Linked DNA regions of Homo sapiens: region 2 is linked to region 1. Evidence: chromatin loops called from intact Hi-C (ENCODE). Cell type or tissue: MCF 10A. All regions are shown on one strand. Each heading gives the region's core, and the rest is flanking DNA. Links, peaks and the distances in the headings are about the cores only. Region 1 has its middle 6.2 kb from the start of EFNB1. Region 2 overlaps EDA (ectodysplasin A).

Evidence for each region. Hi-C counts contacts between places; a loop is a spot of excess contacts. Peaks named below come from ENCODE experiments on the same cell type or tissue, not always from the same donor. Only the 100,000 strongest peaks of a DNase experiment are listed, where the experiment ranks them.
Region 2: a loop joins it to region 1, with 13 times the contacts of the local background. A loop is called at or near these places in 2 of 110 quality-filtered maps.

What each region holds. Positions count from the first base shown.
Region 1 is chrX:68,818,628-68,826,955 of GRCh38, reverse strand. No RefSeq gene overlaps it. Among named protein-coding and RNA genes, the nearest start is that of EFNB1, 6.2 kb to the left of the region's middle. RefSeq lists enhancers at 2,814-3,314, 3,315-3,815. In MCF 10A, for the core only: a CTCF peak has its summit at 4,097 (motif pointing left); a DNase peak (open chromatin) is centred at 4,105.
Region 2 is chrX:70,025,734-70,034,061 of GRCh38, reverse strand. It overlaps EDA (ectodysplasin A), which reads right to left. Exons shown (of 8, transcript NM_001399.5): 4 at 6,026-6,205; 5 at 4,524-4,558; 6 at 3,542-3,593; 7 at 534-664. Among named protein-coding and RNA genes, the nearest start is that of MIR676, 7.0 kb to the right of the region's middle. In MCF 10A, for the core only: CTCF peaks have their summits at 450, 1,004 and 3,391 (motif pointing right); a DNase peak (open chromatin) is centred at 3,391.

The sequences.
Region 1 (8,328 bases), core at 243-8,242:
ATAGCCCAGAGTTCTTCTCATCTAAGACCACCACTGCCAACCCTAGAGCCAGCCTTGATTCTTCCTCCCCACAGCCAGCATGCCCGGTGCCCCACAGGAGGAGAGCCCAAGGCCAGGTGGGGGATGGGGAGATGAGGCTATGCGGCCAGTCTTGGGAAACATGGGAAGACAAGCAGTTCCTGAGTGTGCCAGCACCTAATCCCGGTGGGCAGGGTGGCAGAGGAAATGAGAAGAAGACTCTTTATGTCCAGACCTGCTCCACATGCTACTTATCCCTGCTCACAGCACAGCCTTTCTGCCTCAACCTGCCCACACCAGCTACAGGGGCCTCAGGAGCAGAGCTGAGCCTACTCCCTGCCATGGCTAGGCCAGTGATTCCAGGTTCCCACCTCCTGACCCACCCTGGCGGGGCCTCAGATGTAATGATTCAGGCCCCCGAGGTAGGGAAAAATTACTCCCAAGGGAGCCTGAGAGGAAGTCAGGATCTGTGAGCAATGGGGGCCCTCTCATCCAAGCCCTCCCTATACCATTGGCAGTCACTCCCCACCCATTTCTCCCAGGTTACTGTGTCATTACAAACACATCCACGCACGTGCTCACACACACACACACACACACAACTATCAGGTTTCAAGTCCACCAGCATTTCCTGAGCAGTGCCTCTGTGCTGACCTCTGAGCGGGGCCATCCCTGTTGACACAAAGAGCAGCTCCAACAAGCCCTGCCCACAAGGAACACCAAACACTGATACCTGTATGTGGGGGATCCTGGACCCAGAGATGCAGGAGAACATCTGGCAGCTGCAGGAAGCCTCGGGCATCGTGCAGCCCTGGGAGAGCAGAGCTGCTCCTTCTGAGCTCAGCTTCCCACACCCATGAGCAGCAGGGAGGTATAAACTTCAGAGCCACAGAGTTCCCTGCTTATGAACTGTGTCTCCTTGGGCAAGTCAGTTCACCTCTGTGTGCCTCAGTTACTTGTCTGTAACCTAGAGGTCGTCCCTCATTCACAGAGCCGTGGTGACGGGTGAATGAGACAATGCATGTGAAGGGCTTAGTATCATGCCTGGCCCACTGTGGTACTTACTAAATGGAAACTCTTACTCTTCTGCAGAGCCTCCCACAGAGACACTCTCATCCCCAGTCACACACGTTCTCACCTGTTCACACATGCTTTGTGTGGCACATGCACATTTTTTATCTCCTCTCATATTCTCACACACTTGTACATATATGCACACAAACTCTCATTCTTTCTCACCTATCCATTTATTCAGCAGAAGGTGGCAGGACCGGGTACTGTCCTCGTGGAATTTAAAATCTAGCCCCCAGAGTTTCTCATGTTCACTATCATCTACACATGTGTATGAACATGCACACACCTTTCTATTTCTGTGGCCCTTGTCCTTGACTTCTCCCTGCCTGCCTTGCACTCTGAGACACAGAGAGGTGAAATAACTCACCTAAGGCCACCCAGCCAGGAAGTGGAAAAGTCAGGATGTAAACTAGGCCACACTGATATACCAAGGCTGTGGAAAGGAGTGTGTGCCAAGGTGTGGGCCTGGGAAAGCCAGCAGGCCCAGCCAGAGCTAACAGTTAGAAAAGCAGACTGAAGAGTCAGGGAGCAAGGATCCTAACTTGAGGTCCAAGGCATTGCCAACTGGGACAACCCAGTGGGGCTAGCAACCCTCTCTCTTGTCTGCAGTCATCTCTAGCCTGCCCCATGCCTCCTATTTTCCTCCTAGAAGACCTACTACCTGTACCTGCACATCTCACATACACTGGCACCTATTCCCTACAAGGAGAGGGAGAGCTACCATTTATTAAACACCTACTGTATGCCAGGCAGTGTGGCTGGGTGCTTTCACCTGGTGCTCTATTATGTTTGTTTAATCTTCACAACATCCCTGAGGTTGATATTGATAGACCTGTTTTAGAGATGAGAAAACTAAGGCTCCAGGCTCAATCTGGCTGCATCCTCTGCTCCACCAACCTCAGTCTGCAAAGTGCTCTTTTGCTCAGCCAGCTTATTCCCACCACCCCCTTCTCTGCTGTCCTTCCCTCTGCCCACACTTGCCTCCTAGCTGAGACCAGCTGGGGTCTATGCTGATCTTGGGTTGCCCTTTCTCTTCAATGAATACTTTGCTTTTTTCCAATTCACCCTATCTGTAGGTCAGTCTCTGGGCAAGCCTGGGGTGGGACCTGAGACTTCCCACTCTTCCTCCTTTCCCCACGTGGCTGCATCATACCCCAGGGCTAGGTGAGATCTAGCCTCAGGCGGGTAAGATCTGGAAGTCTGTTTTCACTGCACCCACGAGAGTTCCCGGTGGCTGGGGAAGAAGGGGGTCGTCCCAAAGGCCAAAGGTTCAGCCAGACTCTCTCCCCAGCCCTTCCCTGTCCCTGCCCCAGCTGCATGCCTGGTTTATGGGTATTTGCACTGAGATCATCTTGATTTGCCAGATGCTAGCCTGTGTCAGGTTGATGGCAGAATGGCACTAGGGATGGGAGGAGCCCCTCTCTCCCTCAGATGGGTCTGGTCCCCCTCCCTCCTTCTCTCTTTATCTCCTCCTCATACCCCTTACCCCTACCCTGGACTCCTAGACATCTGTCCCAAAGCCTCAAGCTCCATGCAGGCAAATGACCTGCCCCCCTGTCCCTGTAAGAGCCTGAAATAGGGCATCTGAGAGCCAGAGCATGGCTTGGTGTGCATAACAGGTGGACAAGCCTCTGAAGGGCAGCTGGGACCCTGGGCCCTCAGAGGCCTCATCTTCAGAAACCCCTGCCCTGCTGGGTTTCACTGATCTAGGCTCAGTTTCCTCCAGTAGTGCCCCTGTCCTCTGCTCTCCAGCCCAGCAGGAGGCAGCCTAGGTAAGGGTAAGCCTGTTGCTCTCTTGCTCTGGTTACCTGGAGAATGTGCAAGGCTAGGCTGGGCCATTCATCACTGTCAGGGGCACAGGAATTCGAGGGAAGGGAGCAGCACCTGTCCTCATCTGTCACTGACCCCAGCCTAGCTCCTCATCTCAGAGGGCCAGTGGGCCTGGGGGAGGGCGATGGGATGCATCTTTGCCAGGTCCTCCTCCTGGTTCCCGAGTGAACACACTAGACACGTCAGGCCCCACAAACACCGGGAATAAAGTTCCTATGGAGGAACACCCCAAGCCGAGAGTGCATTTGGGCAACCGAGGAGCAGAGGGAAGGACAAGCTGCTTCCTCAGTGCTCCAGCCCCCTAGCTCTGAGCCCTCTCTGGACTCCGAGCTAGCATCCTGCCTCCCACCCAACCATGGAGGTTAAAGGGTCAGGTTCTGGGCTTTCTTGGCTGATAACCCCAGGCCTACCAGGAGAGAGACCACGAGCCTCTTGGGGCATCCCGAGGACAGAATAGGGGCTGGACCCAGCTGGCCAGATAACCACTGGCAGATATATGGCACCCAGGCCCACCACCCTCCAGCTGCCCCTCAGCCAACCCAGCCAGGATGTCTGACACCTCCCCTCCCCACTCACAATTTAGTCTATCTTGGTTTAGAGACCTTCCTTCCCACCTTCAATGAGGAAGGTCCTGGTAAGGGCCCAGTCTCTAAGCCTTTAGTCTCTCAACCAAGCCTTCCCCGCCCCACCCCCACCAGACATCCTCCTCTCCAGGGCTGCCCAAAGAAGTGTTGGGGTGAGGCTGAGGCCCTGACAAACCTCGATTGACAAACCACTCAGCATCTTCCTCGCCAGGAAGCCAGCCCCTCAGAGGAACATCAATCTCCCTGGCCTGGCTTGTTTTTCTTCCACAGCCTTTCTCCAGGACACAAAGCAGAGCCTGCGGCAGCCCCTGCCTTAACTGGGAAGGGTGGGGTGTGGAGAGGGAGGGAACTTTCCTCCTGGGATCGGTGTCCCTGGCAGAGGTGCAGAATACAGGAAGTTTGGGAGCTTCTGCACTAACTTAGTGCCTGAAGGAATTAGGGCTCCAAAGACCAGGGAGGGAGAGGGTGTGATCTTAGAGGTGAGGAAAAGAGGCAGTAAAAGAGGTGAGGAAAAGAGACAGGTTATTGAATCAAAGTGGTGGAGTCCCCAAGCAATCTTTTCCGCTCCCTAGTAGCCTGCCTATTTCTCAAACTCTGTCGACCTCTGATGGCCAGCTAAGTATTTGCATCCCTAAAGCTGAACCAGCACTGAGCCTCGCCCCCAGCAGCCGAACAGAAGACCGGGACACGGCCAGCTTCCGGTGCTGGCCTGGGCTGAGCTAAGCCAGGAACGCCCTCGTTTCTCCCTATCCTCCCTCCAGACACTGGAAGTTAATCTATTCAGGCCTGCCTGAGCACCCACCTCCTCTGGACAGCCTTCCTGGAAGGCCCTAGCCCACAGGGACTGTTCCTCTCTTTGAGCTCCATATTCTGACTGTACTGCCCGAGATCTCCACTTGGATTTTCATTATTTGTGTACATCTTAGCTGTCTCACTAGATACTAACCTGGGGCAGAAACCACTGACTGCTTCTCCTTTATCTTTATGCATCAAGGCCAAGCATAAGGATGGGCATACAGGAGGCACTCCACAGATGCTAATGGTGATGGTGATGATGGCAGCGGTAGTGGTAGTGACAGCCACTATTTATTGAGCACCTACTACATTCCAGATTGTTTGTATCCATTTTCTCATAAGAAACTCATTCTATATACAGACGAGGAAACTGGTGCACTCAGAAGCCAAGTGACTTAAATAGTGTCTCCCATCCAGTAAGCAACAGAACCCAAAGTTTTATGCAGGTCTCTCTGGCTCCAAGCCACAAATATCTACATCAGCCACATGCCAGACACAGCCTTTATTCCTGGGAGGGACACGGAGATGACTGCAGCTCAGCCCCTGATGTCAAGGAATGGTGTTGGCCACAGCAAAGACTTGTATGCTCCATGGAACATGGAGGGACTAGCTCTGCATCCTTCCTCCTGCTCCCCTCTCCTCATCTCAGGGAAAGTCTTCTCTGGTTTCACCATTTGACAGAAGGACAGATTGCCCAGGCCAGATGAGCAGTCTCCCAGATCCTGTCACACACAGAGGCTATAGCTAATTAGGACACTCCTACAGACATCAGATGCGTGAAAAAGTCAAGAATCCAGGACCGAAGAGGGAGATTCCAACAGAGATCCTGCCAGTCTCTCCCAGGAATAAGCATAGGTGAGTCCAGTTCACAAACACTGCTGGGCCTCCCCTGACCCTGGCAGGTTCCAGGACCTGAGACTTAAAGAGATGAGAGAGACACTCAAGTCACTTCCCCTCACCACATGCCATTTCCAGTTAGCCACCAATCCCAAACCAACAAGCACGTTTGAGTAGAGGGCTCACCAACCCCACCCTCACTCTTGTCCATGGCTCCCTGAGACATTTTGTCTCTCTCCAACCTGGTGATCTTGGAGGAAACTGAGGCAGGTCGCCCTTACCTTCTCCCCTCCCCATGGAAGCCACTCACCTGAGACTCTCTTTCAGTCACTCAGTTCTTAGTAGTCGTTGGTGTGAAGAGTCAGCTCTGGCTAGTAAGGAAAAGAGCCCACTGTGGGGGTCTGAGGTGTTCCAACCCTCCTCTCCTTCCCTTGCCTGCTCCTACCATTCGTGTTTTAATGAGGCCCTGGCTTGGAGTTAATAACCCTGAAAAGCAGGCAGCCCAGTCAGGTTCCCAAGCCTATTCTGCAAGGACCCGAGCTTGCAGGTTTCAGGATGGACTTTCCGTGGACACTTTATTACGGGGTTTTATGTCCAAAGGGGATGATTGGTAACACCTGCTTTTAAAAATGTCCAGGCTGAAATTGCTACAGCTAGGCAATAAGGTCCAGGAGTCTGTGACTGTGATTACCCATTTTTCCTCCAGTTGGTGTAGTACAGAACAGCTTCCTGCAGGAAATCTCAGCCCTGCCAGCAGGGCCTTCCAGGGTCCACTGCTGGGCATGAGCACAGTGGTCTTCCTCATAGGGGTGTGCGTGCCCTCGCTGGGCAACTCAGCTTCCATCAGCAGCTGACAACTTCCCTATCAGCCCGGCCAATTGCTAAGCCTGATGGGTGTGCACATATTGCATGTAGCCTGCCACACAGAATATTTGCACTCCAGGAGCTCATTAGGGAAGATGGGCTCAGGTGCTGCCACCTAGCATATAGCAAAACTCCCACTTCTGGAAATAATGTTTCCAGGAGTCTTGCCTGAAAGTGTGCAGTCCAGTGAATTCTCTTGATACCTTCAGTGACCCCTTGGATTAAGTCAGGCCACTGGAGTCAATGGTGCCCAGATGGGCATTGTGGGGGCACACTCCACCACTGCAGGTCAGGAGAGAACCATGAGTGGGACAAGGTGATACACAGTCCTGAGTAGTCTGCGGCATTCCCTGCAAGAAGCTGAGAGCCTACTTCATAGGATGGTGTGAGGGTTAAATGAGTGAGACATTTATATAGCAAGCGACATGGAGGTCATAGCCCTTATTCGCTGTCTTTTTGATCTCTTCACATATTTATTAGCCATTTGTGTCTAGTCTCATCTTTGGGTATTTGTCTCCTTTGCTTTTGTGATTTTTAAAATTAACTTGTAAGAACAACTTACATATTAAGAATGTTCATTTTTCTTGGAACTTTCTGAGGTCTAGAGCCCAAATTATTATTATTATTATTATTATTATTATTATTATTATTACTACTACTACTACTATTATTATTATTATTATTTTAGATGGAGTCTCCCTCTATCGCCTAGGCTGGAGTGCAGTGGTGCCATCTCAGCTCACTGCAACCTCTGCCTCCTGGGTTCAAGTGATTCTCCTGCCTCAGCCTCCTGAGTAGCTGGGATTACAGGCATGCTTCTCTCCTGGCTAATTTTGTATTTTTAGTAGAGACAGGTTTTCTCCATGTTGGTCAGGCTGGTCTCAAACTCCCGATCTCGGGTGATCCGCCTGCCTTGGCTTCCCAAAGAGCTGGGATTACAGGCGTGAGCCACCGCACCCGGCCATTATTTTTATTATGTTACTGTTTTTCAGATTGTTCATTTTTGGTTTTGGTGGTGGGTTTTTTTATTTTTTATTTTTAATTTTTTTGAGATGGAGTCTTGCTCTGTAGCCCAGGCTGGAATGCAGTGGCACAATCTCAGCTCACTGCAACCTCCGCCTCCCGTGTTCAAGCAATTCTCCTGCCTCAGACTCCCGAGTAGCTGGGGTTACAGGCGCGTACCACCAAGCCTGGCTAATTTTTGTATTTGCAGTAGAGATGGGGTTTCACCATGTTGGCCAGGCTGGTCTCGAACTCCTGACCTCAGGTTATCCACCTGCCTCGGCCTCCCAAAATGCTGGGATTACAGGCATGAGCCATTGCACCCAGCCTGTTTGTTACTTTATAACAGTTTTATTGCAATGTAATTTATATACCATAAAATTTGCCCCCTTTTTGGAGACAGAGTCTTAGCTCTGTCACTCAAGCTAGCATGCAGTGGAGTGATCACAGTTCACTGCAGCCTTCATCTCCTGGGTTCAAGTGATCCTCCCACCCCAGCCTCCTGAGCAGCTGGAACTACAGGTGTGCACCACCATGTCTAGCTTTTTTTTTTTTTTTTTTTTTTTTTTTTTTTTTTTTTTGCTTTAAAACAGCAAACATTTATTATGTCACACAGTTTCTGAGGAGCAGGAATTTAGTAGTGGCTTTGCTGAGAGGTTCTGGTTCCAACTCTCTCACGAGGTTTTGGTCAAACTTGGCTGAGGATGGAGCCATCGGAAGGCTTGAGTGAGGCTAGGGGATTCCAAGCCCACTCACATGGTTGTTGGGAAGAGACCTCAGTACCTTGCCACATGGGGATCTCCCAAGAGTTACTCATGACATGGTAGCTGGCACAAGACAGAGTGACCAAGATGTATTTTATAGTCTCATCTTGCAAGGAATATTGATAATGTAAAAAATCAGTTATTCATATATGTGTGGGTCTGTTTCTGGACTCTATTCTATTCCCTTGCTCTATTTTTCTGTCTTTGTACTGATACCACATTGTCCTTTTGTTTTTCTTTTCTCTTTCATTTTAGAATCAAGGGGTATATGTGTAGGTTTGTTACAAAGGAATAGTGCATGATACTGCGGTTTGGGGTATGATTGAACCCATCACAAGTAGTGAGCGCAGTACCCTACAGGTAGCTTTTCAGCCCTTGCCCCCCTCCCTTTCTCCCCACCTCTAGTAGACCCCAGTGTCTGTTGTTCCCATATTTTTTTATTTCAATAGGTTTTTGGGGAACAGGTGGTGTTTGGTTACATGAAAAAGTTTAATAACTTTAACGGTGATTTCTGAGATTTTGGTGCGCCCATCACCCAAACAGTGTACACTGTACCCAAT
Region 2 (8,328 bases), core at 223-8,222, 1.2 Mb before region 1:
AAGGAGGCAAGAATAGAGGAATAGAAAGATAGGGAAACAAATGGGAGAAAGAGGAAGGAAAGACAGTCAGAAATCTTTTTGAGGTGGAAAGAAAGTCTGCAGGAGCACTATTCATTACAACGTCCGAGCCAGCAGTGTTGAGGGAAAGGGTTCTCAGTAACCCTGGAACTGACTTTCAAAGAATGTACTGAGACCAAGTTCAAGTTTGGCAGTGCAGCCAAACAGCTCAGAGGGTAAACAGGGGCCTGAGGCCCTGCAGGAGGGAATCAGATGGCAGGGTGTGGGAGGGGTCTTTTTCACAGTTTTTCAATAATATTTGGCTAAGGAAAAACAAAACAAAACAAAACAAAAGAAGCTGGCCCCCTCTCTCTTTCCTCCTTTCAACTCCCTCCCAGTGCGGTCCCCCCACCCCCTCACCCAAAGCAGGAAGTTAGCCATTGGATGGTCTTGGCTGGCTCCACAGTGCCCCTATGTGGCCTGCACCGGATCTGCATTCTGGATATAAGAAGAGTTAGGCCTAAGACCGTACTCACTTCTACCTGACTATAGATGAAGTAGGTGCCGTCCACCAGTACCTCCAGCTCCCCGCTGCGGGGATGTAGCTTAAACACCTTGGGGTTCATAGTGATGCGAGACCAGTCATTGAGCACTCCACCTGAAAGATCTCAGTATGAGAGAAGGGCAGTCACTCAGTACATGTCAGAATAATCGAGGCAACAGAAAATAAATACCAAGGAGTTCACAACCCCCACCCCTATCCCAGTGCAACCAGGGTAGCCTAGAAGGCCAAACTTTAAGAAGAGCATTTGAAAGCAGAGAAGCTGTTCTGTTTGTAAAGCAGCTGCCAGGCCTGCTTCAGGGCTCCTGGGCTCTGCCTGTCTGTCTTTATCCTTCCTTTCTTGACCCTTGCATCTGGAAGGGTCTTTAACCAATACCTTCTAGCTGGAATTTGCCGGTGGAGGATGAGAGTGGGCATGCTGCCCTATTTTCTTTGTTGTTATGGGGCCTGCACAGGCAAAATTCAGACACTGAGTGGCAGGCTAGGTCTTATTATTCAATTTTACTTTCCCAGCCAGAGCTCCTGAATCCCTCTCATCTCATAGGTTCATGGGTTTTCTCTTTCTCCTTAAGAGATTCTTTTTTACGGTTCTTCCACACCCACAGCTTTCTGGAAAGCCTCCCTGGGAGGAAACCACTCAGCCCACTGTCTATCTGGAGAACCTTAGGGATTAGAGATGATTCAGACTCCATGGTAACTGGGGCTACTGACCACTAGTACCAGGGCCCCATAGGTGAGAGGGATCCTTATGAGAGTGAAGGATAGACTGGCAGGCTGCAATAGAGCCAGCTGGGAGGATAGGAGCCGAGCCACCCTTGGCAAAGCATCTGTCTCAGCCCCACCCCAGGCAGGGGTGGAGGGGGCAGTCACACTCCTTTGGACAGCGGAAGCCAGTGTGTGAGGATGGAGGAAAAACTTCTCTTTCCATCCTGCAGAAAGAGGAATGTTCCTTCCCACCATGAGAGGAGGACATCCAAGCCCAGGGAGCCTTTTCCCCTCTAAGCCATCCATCCTGCACCCAAGAAATTATATTTTATAAGTCCATCTTTGGCCAGTTTCAGTAGGCCTGCCTGTCTGAGGGGTGAGGAAACAGCCTTTCTGGAAAAGGTGACCATCTTTCCTTGAGGTGGTAAGTAGATGGGCTAGGAGCTGCCCTGGCTCTGTCCCATCAATGGACCACTCTGCATGACGTCCTCCAACCCCTGACCCCATCACTTCTTCTTCTTTTTTTTTTTTTTCTGAGATGGACTGTCACTCACTCTGTCACCAAGGCTGGAGTGCAGTGGTGTGATCTTGGCTCACTGCAACCTCCACCTCCCGGGTTCAAGTGATTCTCCTGCCTCAGCCTCCCGAGCAGCTGGGATTACAGGTGTGTGCCACTATGCCCAGCTAATTTTTGTATTTTTTGTGGAGACGGGGTTTCACCATGTTGGCCAGGCTGGTCTCAAACTTTTGGCCTCATGTGATCCGCCAGCCTCGGCCTCCCAAAGTGCTGGGATTACAGGTGTGAGTCACTGCACCCCACCCCCATCACTTCTTCTGGTAGTACTAAAGGTCAGCACAGACCACCTCTGAGGATTGGCCCAGAGGGGCTGGAAACAATCTTATTATGTGGCAGTGGGAGCAAAATCAGTGGCTGCTAGCACAGAATAAACACTATCCATCTAGATATCCAAACAAATCTATTTTGGCCTGTCTCTGGCCTCCCTGGACAGGTGGGGATCATGGCCCACTCAGGGCCTTGGGGTCCCCAGCAGGACCAATTGGGTTTTGGTGCCATTGTGTTCCTATTTACACTTCTGAGGCTACTAAGTCAGACATGGAGGTGGCAGTCAGGGAAGTAGCTAAATACAGTCATTAAGGAAACTCAGCACAGCCAGTTCAGGACTGACTGAGTTCTTAGAAACTGTCCCCATGTAGCTGTTTTTTTTAACCTTCCTTTACCGTTTCTGTACTCACAACCCCTCCCTTCCACCCCAAGCTCTGTAAGCATCTGGCATCTTGGCTAGCTTGCTGCTTCCCAAGGCTCCTGGGGGTTCACGCATTTTAGGCTTTGTGCACTCTGGGGACTGGACATTATTCCAAAGTGCTGTTCTTTCATGAATGTTCATGTTTCTTTGGGGGAAGAAAATGAACCTAATCATTCAGTGGAGTGTACATACATATCACTGAAGTAGCACAGGGGAGAGGAAAGAGTCAGAAAGATGTAGTTTTGAATCCTGGCTCCTAAACTAACTTGACTAAGAAATATTGGGAAACTTAATTAATCTCTCTGAACTTCACTTTCTGTCTTGTAAAAAGGAGCTCATACCTACCTCATAGGGTGGTTGTGAGGACTGAATGAAATTAAAGACAAAGAAAGTATGCTGAGAACTCTAAAGTATCGTACAAATATGAGACAGCATGATTTATTATGGTATTATCCAATCTCTCTGGGACTCTGTTTCCCCATCTTTTAAATGCAGGGATTACAACAAATCAGTGTTTCTTAACCCCATTAAACATGTTCTCCTTTTTGATAGACACTAGCATCTTAAATTCCCTGGAGATTCTAACATGCCCCACCTTCCCTGAGAGATGCAGCCTGTCTGCCCACCTGTGTAGATCAGACAAGAAAAATTTAATTTTACATAGTTTTACTTTCTATAATTTGTATTGTGAAAATATTAATCTAACTACACATATCTCCATGGTGGCTCTGATATAACCTCCATCCCCTGAGAATGCCTGGGCTAGATGATGTCTCAAGTCCCTTTCAGCTCCGTCATCAGTGATTCTAAAGCAATTTGGGTGTAGCAACTGGTCTTGATGCCAGCAATTGCTCAGGACAGCCAGTAGAGGGCATGATGGAGCAAAGAATGACTTCGTATGCCAACGGTACCTCAGCGGCCTGGGAGGAACTAGGCTGGGTGATTATTTGGAGGCTGGGGAGGAGGCAGGGGAGAAGCTCCTCTTTGGGAGAGAGCCTATTTTGATTCTTACCATTCTTGACTTGAATTGCTGACCCTTGGCCCTGTAGATGCACCACAGCTGGCTGGCAGGATGAGAAGGATAGAGAGTAGTCACTATGAGTAATGGCTGCTTGCTCAGCCACCAGTCCCATGTTTCCATCCTGGTTTCTAGTCTTCTATTGTAATCCAATTCTGATCCCTCTCCCCTGTCTTGGGATGTTACTGACTACATTTCTACTAGAGGGTAATATGATTTTGTAGCTCTACCGCTTCCTAGCTATGTGACCTCAACCAAATGTAATGCCTCTGAGCCTCATTTCCCTAACTGTAAAATGGGGATTATAAGAATGTCTGGCCTCTCTCACAGGGATGTCTGAAGATCAAATGAGGTGATGGATATAAAATTGCCCTGCAAGCCGTCAAGCACTGTGCAGCTGTGTAGATTTATCACTGTGGCCACACAGCTGTAGCAAGGGAGGCTGAGATGAGACAAGGCAAGGCAGTAGAACCTGCCAATAGAGACAGATTAGGAAGCTCAAAGACTGGGAGGAGCTCTTCAGGCCATTAAGGCAGACGCCCAGGCTAGGCTGGGCCTGGAGCTGGTTGGCTGTTTTTCAAGGACATACTCTTCAACTCTTCAGCTCCGGATCCCAGGTGGTCTGAGAGCCGGCAAGGTGTCTGGGGTGGTTGGGGAGTTGGAGGCTCAGGTGAATAGGTCTGACTGGCAGCTTATTTCAGCTGACTACTGGGCCTGGCTATGGTGAACCTGGGGTCTCCTGTGGAATGAGGAAAAATGATCCTGGCAAGACACCCTTTCCTTAGCTAAAAACATGCCCTGGGGCAAAGCTTTTCTATTCATAGAGATGGGAGGGGGCTGTGAGTGAAAACCGTCAGAATCTCCGGGGTGTTCTCATGAAATAAAGCCTCAGGAAATCTAATAAGAAGCTAATTTAAAGGTGGCTCTAGCCTGTGGCTTTCCCTCCTACCCAGGAAGAGAGCAATCCCCAGCCAACCTGGTTTTCTCGAGTTCCAGCTTTATCAGCAGCACCTGCAAAATAGGATAGGACAATCAGAGGGCATAATCTTTTGACTTCCTTTTCCCCTCACCTGAGCAGCTAGTGGTGGTGAGCCATGCTCCCTGCAGCCAGCCCTGTCTGAGCTTTATTCTCCAGGGCTCAGAGCTGGAGGAAGAGTCAGAGTGCACCCCTTCTGTTTCCTGCCCTGACCTTCATCTTCAGTGGGCCCAGCACCCAGCAGGGAAACTTCTGAGTATTGCCTCTGGCCAATATTAGCCCAAGGCAAGCCCCACCGGGCACCCATGGAGAACAATGAGAGAGCATTCCCATCACTGTGTGACCCTGAGGCAATGGCATTGGCTTCTCTAGTGTTTTGCTCCCTTTCTATTAATTTTCTTCATAGAGCCCACTGCTATTTGTAAATATCTTGTTTCTTTGTTCTCTCTTCCTCTAGGAGATAAACTCTATAAGAAAAGGGACCATGTATCAATATATCTCTTTGTATACAGAAAGTGCTCAATATTTAAGGAATGATTGGTTGAAAAAAAATCTCTAACTCCATCTCTTGTGGCCATGGTAACACTGCTGAGCCCTGTGTGAAGTACAAGTTAAAGAATCTGAATCCTGCTGCAGAATTCTTGCCCCTGGAGAAATCAGCTGTAAGGGTCCATTTCTTTAAAGCCCCAAGATACAGGGCAGGGGAGTGAGGAGCAGGAGAAAGAAATAACAACTGACATTAGCCCAGGCAGTCTGACTCTTGTCAACTCCAATTAGGCAGGTTTGGATCTGCATTCATACCTTTCGGATGCCCTTCAGGGCTTAAGGAGAAAGATGCAAAGGGATGAAATGACATTTGAATGGCAAGTGTGGTAGGGTAAGGATCTAGTGCAAGAAGCACTTGGTTCCCGGACAGGACAGCCTTGGTGCCTGGGTTTGCTTCATCCACAGCCTGAGTGACTCTTAAGTTTCTAACTTCTTGACCATTAGTGACTACTTGCTATGGGAAAAGCACTTCAGACTTCACAAGATGAAACTATCCTAGGGCTTGTCATTTTGTTCAGTCCTCAACTTTCTACTCCATAGCCTATTTCTATGCAAACATCAGCATGTGGAGCTAGATGCTGGGAATCACAGAAGATTACATCTATTCCCCACTGGAACTCCTGTGAACCACCAGGGCCTCTGTCTCTGGCTCATATGAGTTTTACTGGTCCACTACAGGGAGGCCAAGAGTCAGGGAGGGCTTGTAACAGAAGGGTTGAGATGGGGCAAGAACAGGTGGCCTGTCCTTGACAGTTTGGTAGATATAAGAAGCTAGAGCAGGCCAGGCCCTACTGGCTTGTCCAATTCCTAGTTTTACACTGGGCTAGGAGATCTGCATCCCTTATTGCACACCAACCCCATCTCCACCGTTTGAAACTGCTCTCAGGATCACCCACTCCTGCTCTCCTAAAGTACTTTAAAGGCACCTGGTGGGGTGGAGAGACAGGGGAACTCACCAGAAGGTCCCTGGAGGCCAGGGGGTCCTTGAGGACCAGGAGGACCTGGAGGACCAGGTGGTCCCATAACAGTTGTTCCTGGAATTCCAGGAATCCCTGGAATTCCTGGGGGTCCCTGGGGTCCTGGAGGTCCTGGGGGTCCTGGAGGGCCATTGGGTCCAGGAGGTCCTGCTTTCTTTCCTGAAAAATAGGATTCAGTGTTACTTTTTTTTTTGAGACGGAGTCCTGCTCTGTTGCCCAGGCTGGAGTTCAGTGGCACGATCTCGGCTCACTGCAACCTCCACCTCCCGGGTTCAAGCGATTCTCCTGCCTCAGCCTCTGGAGTAACTGGGATTACAGGCGCGTGCCACCGCGACCTGCTAATTTTTGTATTTTTAGTAGAGACGGGGTTTCACCATGTCGGCCAGGTTGGTCTCAAACTCCTGACTTCGGGTGATCTGCCTGCCTCAGCCTCCCAAAATGCTGGGATTACAGGCGTGAGCCACCGCGCCTGGCCTCAGTGTTACATTTGTAGTTATTTCCTGTGATGAGTGTACTGTCAGGAGTTCTACAGACTTCTGAGGACACAAAGTCAGCTCTCTGGGAGGCCCTGCTAAAGAGTTGGATACCTTTATCACACATCTCTGTCTCCCTGTCTCCGTCTGTCTTATGCTTTCTCTCCCCTCCCCCCACTCCCTTTTGTGAATATGCATTTACAAAGCTAGGTTTGAGCATATAGAAATAAGTGGCCCTCCAGGAGATCAGTCTGTGTCTGTGGGGAAACAGACACAGTCATGGGATAGTAGAAGTGCTACCTTAGTGGGTAGGGACCAAATGCTGAAGAGGTCAGAGAAGGTTTCAAAAAGGAGGTTACATTTCAGCTGAGTCCAAAGGATGAGAATTTCTCTACCAAGTGATTAGACCTATGGGTCACTTTGTGGTTCTTTTTAGAAAGGGCTATTGTTGAAGAATGTGGAGCTTTTATGTTTACTGCCCAGTTTGGTGGACTTGATGTCGATAACAAGAGGAAGCCGTACAGCCTGGCCTTAGGAACAGTATCAGCTCCAGGAAGGTTCCTCCAGGAGTCAGGATGTACAGGAAATGGGGGTTGGGATGGGGACAGTGCTAGTCGGGAATGAGGAATGGGAAGGAGTTTTGGAGATGGGGGAATGGAGAAGGAGGAAGAGGGGCACGGAAAGAGGAGGAGGGAGAGAGAGAGATATTGAGAAACAGGAAAGAAGCAGAGACAGAGAGTAGAGGGAGCTGAGGAGGAGGCAGCAAGTTTCACTCTCTCAGCTGACCTCTGTAAACTCTATTTTAAAAGATCTCTGGGAAAGGAAATTCTGCAAACTCCATAGTAACATGTTCCAATGTTTATTGCCCCTCACTGCTCACTGTTAGGAAGTTCTCTGGTATATTAAATGATGTCCCTCTTGTGGCAGTTTAAGCTCTTATTCTATTTGTGTAGACAGAGAAGAATATACATATACATAATAATCCTTATATATGAAAAGAAATTAAGTTACCCACCAACCCCTATTTCTATAGGCTAAATAATCCAGCTTCCCAAAGTCTTTCCTCAGAAGTCCCATTCTCAAATGTATTATTAATCATGCCCACCAACTCTTCCCCCTTTCCTCCTTGCTATCCTTCTAGAACAATCTCGACCCTCCTATTTCATATTCCAGTCCTTTCAACATTCCCACCAGGATGTAGTTATCTTAAATGAGTCATAACTGTGGTCTTGAACCAAAACCTCCAGCTCTTCCTGTTGACTTCCTCTGCTCTGTGCAGCTCCACTCAAAGACTACATGTAGGCACAGGTCTTCTTCCTTCCTTCACCACCTTCTCACAATTTTATGGAAAGTTTCAGGAATGGAAGCCTGTTTCCAGACTTCATCACAATGTCTTCACCTGAGGTAGTTTCTTAGTTTTAAATACAACCTTCTCTAGTCTCACTAAAAACCTTCTTACTGACTCTGACTTCTTGCTCCCCAGACACTTAGGCAGGAGAATCTTGTCCTGATTTATCAGGTCCTCCCTTAAGAACAATGCCTCATGGCCAAGAAACCCAATCCTCATGGCAATGCCACTCAAGAGGCCATTTGTCTATGTCTAACCACATCTGCATTTGGAATGAAACCATGGGGTCATCGTGGGGTCTCTTCCTCAGAAAGGAAGGAAAGGAAGGTCCAGAGAACATCTCTCCCAGAAGAGTCCCTGTAGCCTTAAAGACCTAGAGGCATGAGCTTTAGAGGTTTCTCTGCACTTAGCAGCAAAAGATTGGATCTGCCCCGTTTCTAGATCTAGCCAATTTCAAGATG